Linked DNA regions of Mus musculus: all the other regions are linked to region 2. Evidence: chromatin contacts called from ENCODE POLR2A ChIA-PET data. All regions are on one chromosome and are shown on one strand. The core of a region is the stretch at or near the end of the contact, and the rest is flanking DNA. Distances in the headings are between cores, read along the strand shown. Region 1 overlaps Gm31298 (a long non-coding RNA gene). Region 2 holds the start of Mbd3 (methyl-CpG binding domain protein 3). Region 3 holds the start of Abhd17a (abhydrolase domain containing 17A). Region 4 holds the start of Rexo1 (REX1, RNA exonuclease 1).

Region 1 (2,700 bases), core at 114-2,613, 220 kb after region 2:
TTGTTTGTTTTTTGGTTTTTCGAGACAGGGTTTCTCTGTGTAGCCCTGGCTGTCCTGGAACTCACTCTGCAGACCAGGCTGGCCTCGAACTCAGAAATCCACCTGCCTCTGCCTCCCAAGTGCTGGGATTAAAGGCGTGTGCCACCAGGCATGATGGTTTGCTTTTTTAAAACAAGGCCTCCTGTAGCACAGGCTGGCCTTGAACTATTGATTGTCTTGCATCCACCTTTTTTTGGGGGGTACTGGACGTCAAGATAGGGTTTCTCTGTGTAGCCCTGCCTCTTCTGAAACTCACTCTGTAAACTAGGCTGGCCTTGAATTCACAGAAGTCCTTCTGCCTTTGCCTTTCAAGTGCCACTGCTCCACTTTTGCCTCAGCTGTCTACATGCTGGGATAACAGGTATATTGGAGCACTCTGCACTGAGCTGTTCTTTATTGGTGCATTCCAGTCACATCTCTTTCTGGTGTCCTTGTTACCTCATCTGCTGGCTGGACAGGATGCTAGGGACACAGTGCAGAACATGTTCATCTCAACTCGGGAAGAGATTTGGAAGTTTCTCCCTGGAGTTTTCATTTAGGACGGTTCCTCTAATCTTTAGAACGCACTGGAATGCTTTAAAATGGGGAAATAGAGGAAAGTTATATATAGAAACACTGTTGTCAGAATCTGGGGGATTGGGGAGGGTTCCTTGCCAGAGTCCACCTTTTCTCAGGATGGTAAGTAGATAAAACATACTTGTCTCTTCCCTCCAAAGCAGACATTACCAATCAACCACTCATTCTAACAATCTCTGGGCCGACATCACCAATCAATTGATGAATGAATGATTTCCTCCATGCTTTGCATAGGACAGAATTAAGCAAGCAATCTGCCAGCCAATGTCTTCCATTCTATGGGCAGGGTGGGCATCACAAATCAACTGATGGACAAATATCTTCCTCCATTCTTTGCACAGGGCAAAGATTAGCAGTTAATCTCACAGTCAGTGATGCCCTCTTCCACTCTGCGTACAGGTCAGGCATCAATAATTAAGTCAGTATGTCAGTGATGGCCTCCCTCCTACGTATAGGGAAGATCAAGTCAAGTGGCATCCAAAGGAAAGCACATGGCAGCTCAATTCCAATTCCACTTTTTAGACATGAGGCTGAGGCCCAGGACTTTGTGCAGGCACACCCCAAAACAAAGTGAACTCTGGCAGGGCAGTGCCTATGGCTCCCACACGCATCCCTGGGAATTAGCTTGGGCTCTAGCTCCAGGTGCAACATCAAGAAAAAAACGGCATTGAGTCTTCCAAGGCCGGTTCTTGCTGGATGACCCAGACTATCCTGTCCCCTTAGAGGGAAACTACCATGGTTGGGATGGGGTGGGGAGCTGGGCATCCTGCCACTCTGAGGGAGGAAGCCGTTTGTAACCGGAGTCTCCGAGAATATCAGTGCAGGGTGAGGGCAGCTGTCATCTGCTCGCTCAGCATCCTGTGCCTTTTGCTCGGGACAGGATGTTGTCAAGCTGAGCTCTCTCTGCTTCCTCCAACTACCAAGAGCTCCACTTACAAGCAAGTGATGAAGTCACCTGGTCTGCGGGAGCTTTCTACCCTGGTGTCTGGGTGGGGGCTCAGCGGGTCCTACTCACCTAGCACACATTCTCAGGAGATTAGGAGTTCTAGGTCACACTCTGCTACATACAAGGTTTGAGACCATGAGATTCTGATTTAAAAAAAAAAAAAAAAAGGCCGGGCGTGGTGGCTCACACCTTTAATCCCAGCACTCAGGAGGCAGAGGCAGGCAGATTTCTGAGTTCGAGGCCAGCCTGGTCTACAGAGTGAATTCCAGGTCAGCCAGGGCTATACAGAGAAACCCTGTCTCAAAAAAACCAATAAATAAATAAAAAAATAAAAAATCTTGGAGTCTGGAGAGAGCTCTGCACTGGCTGCTCTTCCAGAGGACCCAGGTTCAATTCCCAGCAACCACAGGACAGCTAACAACTGTCTGAAACTCCAATCCCAGGGGACCCAACACCTTTACACAGACATGTACACAGGCAAAACACCAATACACATGAAATAAAAATAAGCAAGCCAGGCATGGTGGCTCATGCTTTTAATCCCAGCACTCGGGAGGCAGAGGCAGGCGGATTTCTGAGTTCGAGGCCAGCCTGGTCTACAGAGTGAGTTCCAGGACAGCCAGGGCTATACAGAGAAACCCTGTCTCAAAAAAAAAAGGAAAAAAAATAAACATAAAAAAATCTTGGGCAGTGGTGGTGCAGCCTTTAATCCCAGCAGTTGGGGAGGCAGAGGCAGGCGGACTTCTGAGTTCAAGGCCAGTCTGGTCTACAAATGAGTCCTAGGAAAGCCAGGGCTACACAGAGAAACCCTGTCTCAAAAAACCCAAAAATAAATAAATAAATAAATAAATAAATAATATATTCTTGGTGGTGCACACAAACTTTTATTTCTAGTACATGGGAGGCTAAGACAGGAGGATCTCTGTGAGTCCAGGACTACATAGAAAGTGTCAGGTCAGTCTGGACTACACAGTGGAATCCTGTATACACACACACACACACAGTCACCAAGCAAACAAAAACTTCTTGGCTTGCTGGGATGACCTGAGCTCAATACTCAAACCCTACACAAGGCAGAGGGAGATGAGCTCCATTACCTTAACGTGTGCTGTGGCACATGCAAGTGTACATACACACCC
Region 2 (2,700 bases), core at 7-2,506:
TCAAAAAAAAAAAAAAAAAAAAAAAAAAAAGGCTGGAGAGTTGGCTAAGAGGTCATGAGTTCAATTGCTAGCAACCACATGGTGGCTCACAACCTTCTATTGGGTGATCTGATGCTCTCTCTTCAAGCAGGCAGAGCACTCATGCATTAAATAAATAAAAAATTTAAAATATTTTTTAAAGAGCAGACTTATTCATAAAAAAGTCTTGCACACAAAAACCACATTCACATTAGTCAGAAGCCACTGTGATGTTACATTTGGGGCCACCGCTCAAGAAGAGCAAGGGCTTTGGAAACGCCATAAAAATGGGGGACATTTTGCTGAACAAGAAGCCAAACCCAAATTTATGCAGGTGAGGGGATCAGGCCACCTGGGGCAGTTCCCTTGCTTCCCGAAACCATGATAAAGTCCCCGCGAGGGTCAAAGGGTCAGCCCATCCCCCTCCCACCCCCGCTTCCCAGCGGCGTCTGGCCAAGGCCCGGGCGCCCCTCGCACGGCGCGCACGGTCCCCGATTCCTTGGAGGACAAAAGCCCGCGCCACAGGCGGGCTAAAAGCCACGAGGCTGAAGCCTTGGCTGCAGGCGTGGCGCACGCGCACTCACAGCAGCGCTGGGTGGCGCGGATCAGCAAAAGGCAAGGCACTGGGTTCAACGCATGCGCGCTGAGGCGAGCCATGGCCGGCGCGTGCGCACTGACCACAGCTGGCACGTAGGACGCACGCTCGGACGCACGCTCGGACGCACGTCGCCCGGCCCAGACCGCGGCCCGCAGTCGGGGCGCCCAGGCCGCCGCAGAGGCCGCTGGGAGGCGCCCGTTGGGGCCCTGCGCGGCCGGCGCGCTCATTCACCTATAGTAAAAGACATCCCTGTGGCCGGCCGACAGCCCCGACCTCCTGGGCACTTCTTCCCTTTCCCAGCCCTGCGGGAGCGCCGGGCACTCCCACCTCTTCCGCTCCATTGCGCCCCGGCTTTTCCGCCCGCCGTGGCCGATGCCGCCGCCGCCGCCGCTTCTGCAAGTTGCGACCCCCGGGCTCGTCGCCGATTCGGCTCCCTCCGCCGCCGCCACTCGCCGCAGCTGTTCTGTCCCACGGGCCTCCGCCCTCCGCCCCCAGCCGGGCGCGCGCCGGCTTCGCCACCCGCTCGGCCCCCTCCCCGCGCTTCACAGCCCCCGCTAGGGGGGCCGCTCCGCCCACCCGCCCGCGCGTGGGGCTCGTCTGCGCAGGCGTGGAGTCGGCCCCGCCCCTTCGCGCTCGCAGGACCAGTCTGACTGCCGTCCAGACTCTCTGCGCAGCCGCGGCCCCGACCCAGCCTTCGCTTGCCTTCAAGACCCGCCCCAAGGCTGTGAAGCCAATCAGATCACTTCAGCTCCTCGGCTTAAAATGCACAGTTGGCTACGTCCCGCCTTGCGGGAGACGCCCACAGGGCATGGAGACCAATCAGCGCTCAGAACCTCGTTCTGTGCTTAACTTCTCATATAAATCTGCTCTGAGACAAGGACAGCCAATCAGCGTGGCCGGGGTGGGACAACCATTGCGTTTGCGCTCTAGACTCCGGAAGCACAGTGTGTGCTGCACCTGGTCTGTACCAAGCTGGAGCAGTTTCGCCCGAGCTGCCGTCCTGGTCCTGGGGTCGCGCTGGGCTGCACCTGCGCAGTGTGCGTTTGTCAGGGACCCGCCTGGGCTTTGTGAAAAAGATCGAGTACAACTCGGGGCCTTCGACGCAGTCCTGCTTCCCTCTGCGTTTCGTTCTGGCCTCTCGGCTGTTCCAGCCCCAGCCTCTATTGCGTTACTGCGAGGACAGAAATGCACCACCACTCCCGGCTTCACCAAGAACTATTTAAGAAGTTTGTTCTTTGCAGCAGTACTGAAAATAGAAAGCAGAACCTTACACGTGGTAGACTTTCTGCCGTTAGGCTGCACCCCAGCCTGAGTTTGATGGCTCACGAACCTATTTAGAACATTCCTGGCCAGCCTGGGCCACACAGCAATACCCTAAAATCAGGCCAGGAATAGTGGCACGTGCTTGCCATCTCAGCACTGGGATAGTGGAGGAAGGAGGATCAAGCACTTCAAGACCAGCTTGGAGTTTACTAGATCCAGCATCAGAAGGAAGAACAAAACCAAAAACTGGTTTCTAAGTTAGTGAATGGAGTCACTCGCACTATCGCCCCTTGTCTACCGCAGCCCTGAGGACAGGGAGCTGGGGGGTCACTTACTCCTGCTTGGTACTGTCGGCTGCTTTGCCACTCAGGCCCAGCCAGACTTACCCAGGGAACATGCCTGAAGGCCAACTACCTTCTCACCCAGGCTTCCATTATACAGTACCTGGAAGACCTCTCTTTGAAAGGGGACCCTCCCTGACAAGGAGAGCTGCCAAGGGATCATGAGGTGAAATCACAACACATTTAAAGATCTTTGTCTTGCCTGCAATTTTTGGAGCTCAGGAACTGTATTTTATGAGCTAGGATTTGGGTCCCCAGATCAGGAGGAGAGATCAGATCACAGTGAAGAAGGTCAGGGGGACATGGAGGCTGGGATTAGTGTTTTGTATTTTTGAGTCAGAGTCTGACTTTGTAGCTTTCCCTGGCCTTGAACTCCGAGATCCTTCTGCCCCCTGCTTCCCAGGTGCTGGGATTAAGCCAGGCTTGGTGTCTGACAGATTTTTGCATGTGAGAATGGCAGCAGAAAATTGACACTGGGGT
Region 3 (2,700 bases), core at 115-2,614, 190 kb after region 2:
TTTCTAGACAAGTCAAGCAAGGGGAGGCCTCAGTTTCCTGCCTGTGGCTGTCCCTACGTATGCCAGTATCCTGAGTCTGCCATATGGGGAGGAACTCTCAGTCATGATTCCAGATACTTCTACAGTTAACTAGTTCTCCATCCTGCATGGGGCAGGACCTGGAAGACCCACTTCCACTCAACAACCATGTGCAGGGCAGCCAGAGAAAATAAAGCTGTGGAAGAAAGACATTAAAGACATAAGCCTCTGGGACCTGCCAGTGTTATATGGAGAGGACAGACAGCATGTGGGACCTCATGTCACAGATGGGGCCACTGGGTACTGTAAGCCGGGATTATTCACTCACTGCCACAAAGCCCAAGCATTGTGATCACAGACATAAAACCAGGCCCTGGTGTTACAAGCAACCAAGCTACTGTAAGGGCTCTAGGATGACCTACATATGACTGTCTGCTCTGGCATGCCTCACCGGGCCAGTCATAGTAGGGAGGCAACCCTCTAGGAGCTGAAGAGTTCAAAGAATGTAGGGTTGAGGGAGGTGGCTCAGCAGGTAAAGGCACTTGCTACCAAGTTTGAAAATCCGATTTGGATCAGGGGACCAGCATGGTAGGAGAGGACTGACTTCAGGAAGCTGTCCTCTGCGTGGGCGCACACACGTGAAAAAAAGGAAATAGCTCAGTGACAGAGGACCGCAGAGGTAAACCCGGGCAGCAGGAGAGGATTCGAAAAACTGCAAGGGCTCCCAGGGGAGCAGGGTCTGCTCAAGCTGCACCCTCAGCAAGAGGGTGCTTCAGCAAGAGGGCTTCATCGTGGGGGTGATGAGGAACCATAAAGGAGTCCTGGGCTGCAGAAAGGAAGCCTGCAGTGGGCCCCCGCTGGCAGGAAGACGCCAGGTGAGTGGCAAAGGTGGCCGGTGAATGTCAGCAGACAGATGTAGACAGAGAGGGTGTGGGACAGTGGCCTGGGTCTGCGGCTGGCCCGGGCGTTTCTTGGGGACACAGCCGTGTCCTGAGGAGGTTAAGCGACTGCTCCAGGATCGCTGCACTGGGACATGGGGATGCCAGGGACACGGTGGGTGCGCTGGTCTCACAGCCATCCCCGGAGAGCGCAGGGAGGTCTCGGACGCAGGGCCCCCGCTCGATTCGGCCCCACACCATAAACCGCCGCAGCCCGCGCGCGCCCGCCCGCCTGCACTCACCGCCGCCCGCGCCCGCCGGCCCGGGGGCCGCACTCCATGGCTCCCGGCCGCCCGCCCGTGCGTCCGTCTGTCTGTCCCCCGGGGACCCCGACCCAGCCTCCTGCACCGCCACCACCGCAGCTCCGCCGCGGGCGGAAGTGAGCTTGACCTAACACCGCCCCCGGAAGTGATGCGAGGCGAATGCGCAAGCGAGGAGGCCTCTGGCTGTTTATGGGGGCGGAGCAAAGCGACCGCGAAGCGGATTGGGTAGGTTGTTGTGAGGGCGGTACATGTGCTGGAGGTGGGGCCATGAGAAGGAGGAGTCGGATTTCTGGGCGGGGCTCAAGATGGAAGGCGGGACTTGGTTATGCGGGCGGGGCTTTATATGGGGGCGGGGCCTCAATAGAAGTGAAGGTGAATGGTCTGAAGAAGCTTGGCTGGCGACAAGGTGCCCGGTGAAGAGCGGTCTGGGGGCGGGGCCTGGAATAAAGGCGGAACCGAATGGTCTGGGGGCAGGACCTGGATAGGGTGTGACTTTGACCGGAGTAGGGCTGCGTTCAGAGGATGGGATTTGCATTCCCAGTTGATTGGTTAAATTATCCTTGCCTTCCCCCTCCACCCCATCTGCTCATCCCCTCCGTGAATTCCTGGAAGAGGCAATAAAATGAGTTTCTCTCAGGATCTCAAGACAGGAGCTGGAGAGGTGTTCACCCTTTAAGAACACTACACATCCCAGGACCCACAAGGTGGTTCTCAACCACCTGTAACTCCATTTCCAGGAGAATCTACTCCCATTTCAGGCTTCTTCAGATACCCGACAGACACATAGGCAAAACACCTTTACAACCCAATTTTTTTTATTTTATGTTTATTTATTTATTATATGTAAGTACACTGTAACTGTGTTCAGATACTCCAGAAGAGGGCGTCAGATCTCGTTGTGGATGGTTGTGAGCCACAATATGGTTGCTGGGATTTGAACTCAGAACCTTCGGAAGAGCAGTCGATGCTCTTACCCGCTGAATCATCTCACCAGCACCCTACAACCCAATTTTATTTGTCTGTGTATTTACATTACTGCGCCATGGAGCGCCTGTGGAGGTCAGAAAACAGTTTGTGGGAATCCTCTCTGTTCTACCGAGTGAGTCCCTGAGATTAAACTCAGGTTTTCTGGCAAGAGTCTTTTACCCACTGAGCCATCTCACTGGCCCTCGTTTTGAGTTGAGTGTAGGGGGCAGAGGGTGTTCTTTATCTGTTTATTTTATATGTATGTGTGCTTTGCACTCATGTGTGTGCACAACAAATGTACCCAGGGAGGGGGTGTCAAATTCCCAAGAACTAGAGTTATGGGCAGTTGGGTTGCTGGTGAGCCACTACATGGGTTCTGGGAACCAAACCCAGGTTCTTCACAAAAGCAGTAAATGTTCTTTGTTTCTTGTAGTCTTTCTCTTTGTATCCTTGGTTGTCCTGGAACTCATTCTAGTCCAGGGACTTGAACTCAGAGATCTGCCTACCTCTACCAA
Region 4 (2,700 bases), core at 21-2,520, 160 kb after region 2:
GCCTTGGAACTGGGTTTACAAACCAGCCATGTGGCTGCTGGTAACCCAATCCAGGGCCTCTGCAACAGTAGCAAGCGTGGCCCCCACCCCTCAGACAGGGACTCACTGGCTATGGATTTCTGGAACAAGGCTTCCTATATAGACCAGGCTGGACTCAAACTCAGAGGTCCACCCGGCAATGCCTCTAGAGAAACGGGACTAAAAGTGTGCACGCAGCAGGCCCAGCCCAAAACAGAAAGTGCTCTTAAATCGGAGCCATCTCTCTAGGCTCTCCAATGTCTTCTTTAAATGCAATTGGAATCCTAAGGGTCCGGTTAGGGCCATCCCAGAACCTAGGAGGTTGCAGCTTCAGGGTCCTGGGTCCAAAACTAGCCTGGCCTACAACAGTAAAAACAAACAAAAGACAAATAACAAAACCTTAATGTCTTTTCTCTAATACAATACTTCCTACACACTGCCTGATCCCTGAGGCCTTCTTCAAAATGTCATCACACTAATTGCGACATGCTCCCTGCCAAGCTCAAAGTCCACACCCGTTCAAGGCAAGGGGGTTTTCCGCTCGACAAACAGCAGGTGCCCCTATGGCCTTGTGCATCCAACTACTGGAGACAGTGGGGGGGGGGGGGGGACTCATCCCAGGAAACTGTCGCGTTCGTAAACAAGGTATGCCACAAGCGCACAGGGTGGCGTGCGTGGTGACGGGAGGGAATGATATATCGTTCGGAACAAGGTGGACAGAATAAGAACCGGAGGAGTTGCACCAAGTCCCCTAGCTTGGGGACGGGGATGCACGGTCTCTCGCTCCGTCGTGACCGTCTTTATGCTTTAATGACCAGAGAGGTCTAGACATTTGCACAGCATCGCGATGGCAGCTAGGAGAGGGACAGCAATCTGACAGTGCGCGGTCTGGCTGAGCAAGGGAAACATGTAGCACGGGCGGGCTGTGGGACCCAGGGCGGTCCTATGGGCTTTACCTGATGCAGGAGATGCTGCGCCGCCGCTACCGGGAGCGCCGGGACCCCGAGCTCCGCGGTGCCGGAAGTGGCAGTAGGGCCGCCGGCAAGGCCCCCCGGGAGCTCCCGCCCAGTATGGGCAGTCGATGGAGCGGAAGAAGCCGGTAGAACGTAGCATGGTCCGTTCCGCAGCGGGGCCCCGGCCCGGAGATACCCGGGACCCCGGGACCCCTCCTCACACTCGCCCCGGAGGCTTCCGCTCGCGCTTTTCGGACCCCGCCGACGCCGCCATCTTGCCCCGAGGCCCCCAGAGGCCCCCGGGACGCTGTCGCTAGGGACGCCGGGAAGGGCTGACTGAAGTGCGCCTGCTTACAATGTCGTCTCCCGCGGAACTGTAGCCGTCGGAAGACCCGAAGCTTAGGACAAGAGAAGCTTTAAAGAACGCGTGATTATATGCTTCTGGTCCTGAGAACCTTCCGGCACCGGACTTTCGCGGGTGCAGCTTCGCAATCTTGAGCCTCAAGCCCCTGAGAAGCCTGGGCTGTCCAGAGTGCGCCTGGCTGGAAATGCACCGCGAGTCTCCGCTGTAATCTTTGGCTATATAAGGCCGTCGTGCGCCCCCCGGAGGACGAGGAGAGCTTCACGGCCAGGGTTTTTGTTTGATTTAGGATTTACTTTCTAATTCTATGTATGTGCAACATGAGTGTTTCTGATTCTCGCTGAAGTCAGAAAAGGGCTTTGGATACCCAGAAATTGGAGCTACTCATGGTTATGAACGGTCATGTGAGTACTGGGAACCGAACCCAAGTCTCCAATTGCTGTAAGTGCTCTTCACCACTGAGCCAACTCTCTAGCCAGGGTCTTAATTGGCTGAGGTGCCTATCCTGAGAAACCTACCTAATTGATGCTCAAATAGTCACCTAACCACGAGGGGTATCAGTGGGGCATTTCTTTTTTCTTTTTGCCGTGCCTAGATACATACACTAGACAAGGGCACTCCAACTAAGCTACACTCTGGAAATATATTTGATTTTTTTTTTTTTGTTTTTTTGTTTTTTTGTTTTTGCTTTGTTCTGGGGTGTTTGGAGGGAGGCGACACTGTGCACCCGCATGCAGAGGTTAGAGGAGCATACAGCTTCCCACCCCTTTGTTTAGTCTTCCATTTTCTTTCCTTTAAGACAGGCTTCTTCACTGAAGTACTTCAGCTGGGCAGGCTGGCTAGCAAGCTCCCAGCATCTGCTTGCCTCCACCCCAAAGCCTAGGGTGGCACTCACCTGGTCATACCCAGCTTTAAATGGGTGCTGGGGATTAGAACTCAGGTCCTGAGACCTGTGCACAGCTTTCTAACCCACTGAGCCCTCTCCCCAACCGCTTTTCTGTTTTGCTTTTGATTGAGGTAAGGTCTCATGTAACACAGACTGGATGGACTTGCCCATTACACAGTGCTGGAGATGAAACGCAAAGCCTTGTGCTTGCTAGACAGTTACTCCAGTCACTGAGCAACATCCCCAGAACCCCTCTTTCTGTTTGTCTGGACAGGGTCTGGCACTGTAGCCTAGACTGATCTTGGACTTCTGACAGTTTTCCTAAATGCTAAGATTACAGGCCTGAGTCACCATGGCCGCCTGCTTTTTAAATTTTTAATCAATTTATTTGGTGTTTATTTTAAAAGATTCTCCTTCTGCACTCCAGGCTCATCTCATTTTCAAATCTATAAAATCCATCTGCCTCAGCCTCTGGGATCCTA

The links. ChIA-PET counts read pairs that join two places held with the same protein, here RNA polymerase II (POLR2A).
Region 1: POLR2A ChIA-PET joins it to region 2 with 13 read pairs in embryonic stem cell. The contact joins the enhancer-like site here to the promoter of Mbd3 in region 2. POLR2A ChIA-PET finds 5 or more read pairs at or near these places in 4 of 5 experiments (Patski and embryonic stem cell).
Region 3: POLR2A ChIA-PET joins it to region 2 with 14 read pairs in embryonic stem cell. The contact joins the promoter of Abhd17a here to the promoter of Mbd3 in region 2. POLR2A ChIA-PET finds 5 or more read pairs at or near these places in 2 of 5 experiments (Patski and embryonic stem cell).
Region 4: POLR2A ChIA-PET joins it to region 2 with 14 read pairs in Patski. The contact joins the promoter of Rexo1 here to the promoter of Mbd3 in region 2. POLR2A ChIA-PET finds 5 or more read pairs at or near these places in 3 of 5 experiments (Patski and embryonic stem cell).

What each region holds. Positions count from the first base shown.
Region 1 is chr10:80,616,933-80,619,632 of GRCm38, forward strand. All of the region lies in intron 1 of Gm31298 (a long non-coding RNA gene), which reads right to left. Among named protein-coding and RNA genes, the nearest start is that of Gm31298, 4.5 kb to the right of the region's middle. Within about 2 kb of position 1,364, at least 1 of the 3 ENCODE cell types and tissues checked has a DNase peak (open chromatin) inside an H3K27ac peak, as active enhancers do.
Region 2 is chr10:80,398,275-80,400,974 of GRCm38, forward strand. Mbd3 (methyl-CpG binding domain protein 3) reads right to left here and starts at 1,257. Exons shown (of 7, transcript NM_001306143.1): 1 at 944-1,257. The coding sequence starts at 957.
Region 3 is chr10:80,588,977-80,591,676 of GRCm38, forward strand. It overlaps Abhd17a (abhydrolase domain containing 17A), which reads right to left and starts at 1,365. Exons shown (of 5, transcript NM_145421.2): 1 at 1,199-1,365.
Region 4 is chr10:80,560,290-80,562,989 of GRCm38, forward strand. Rexo1 (REX1, RNA exonuclease 1) reads right to left here and starts at 1,271. Exons shown (of 15, transcript NM_025852.3): 1 at 975-1,271. The coding sequence starts at 1,131.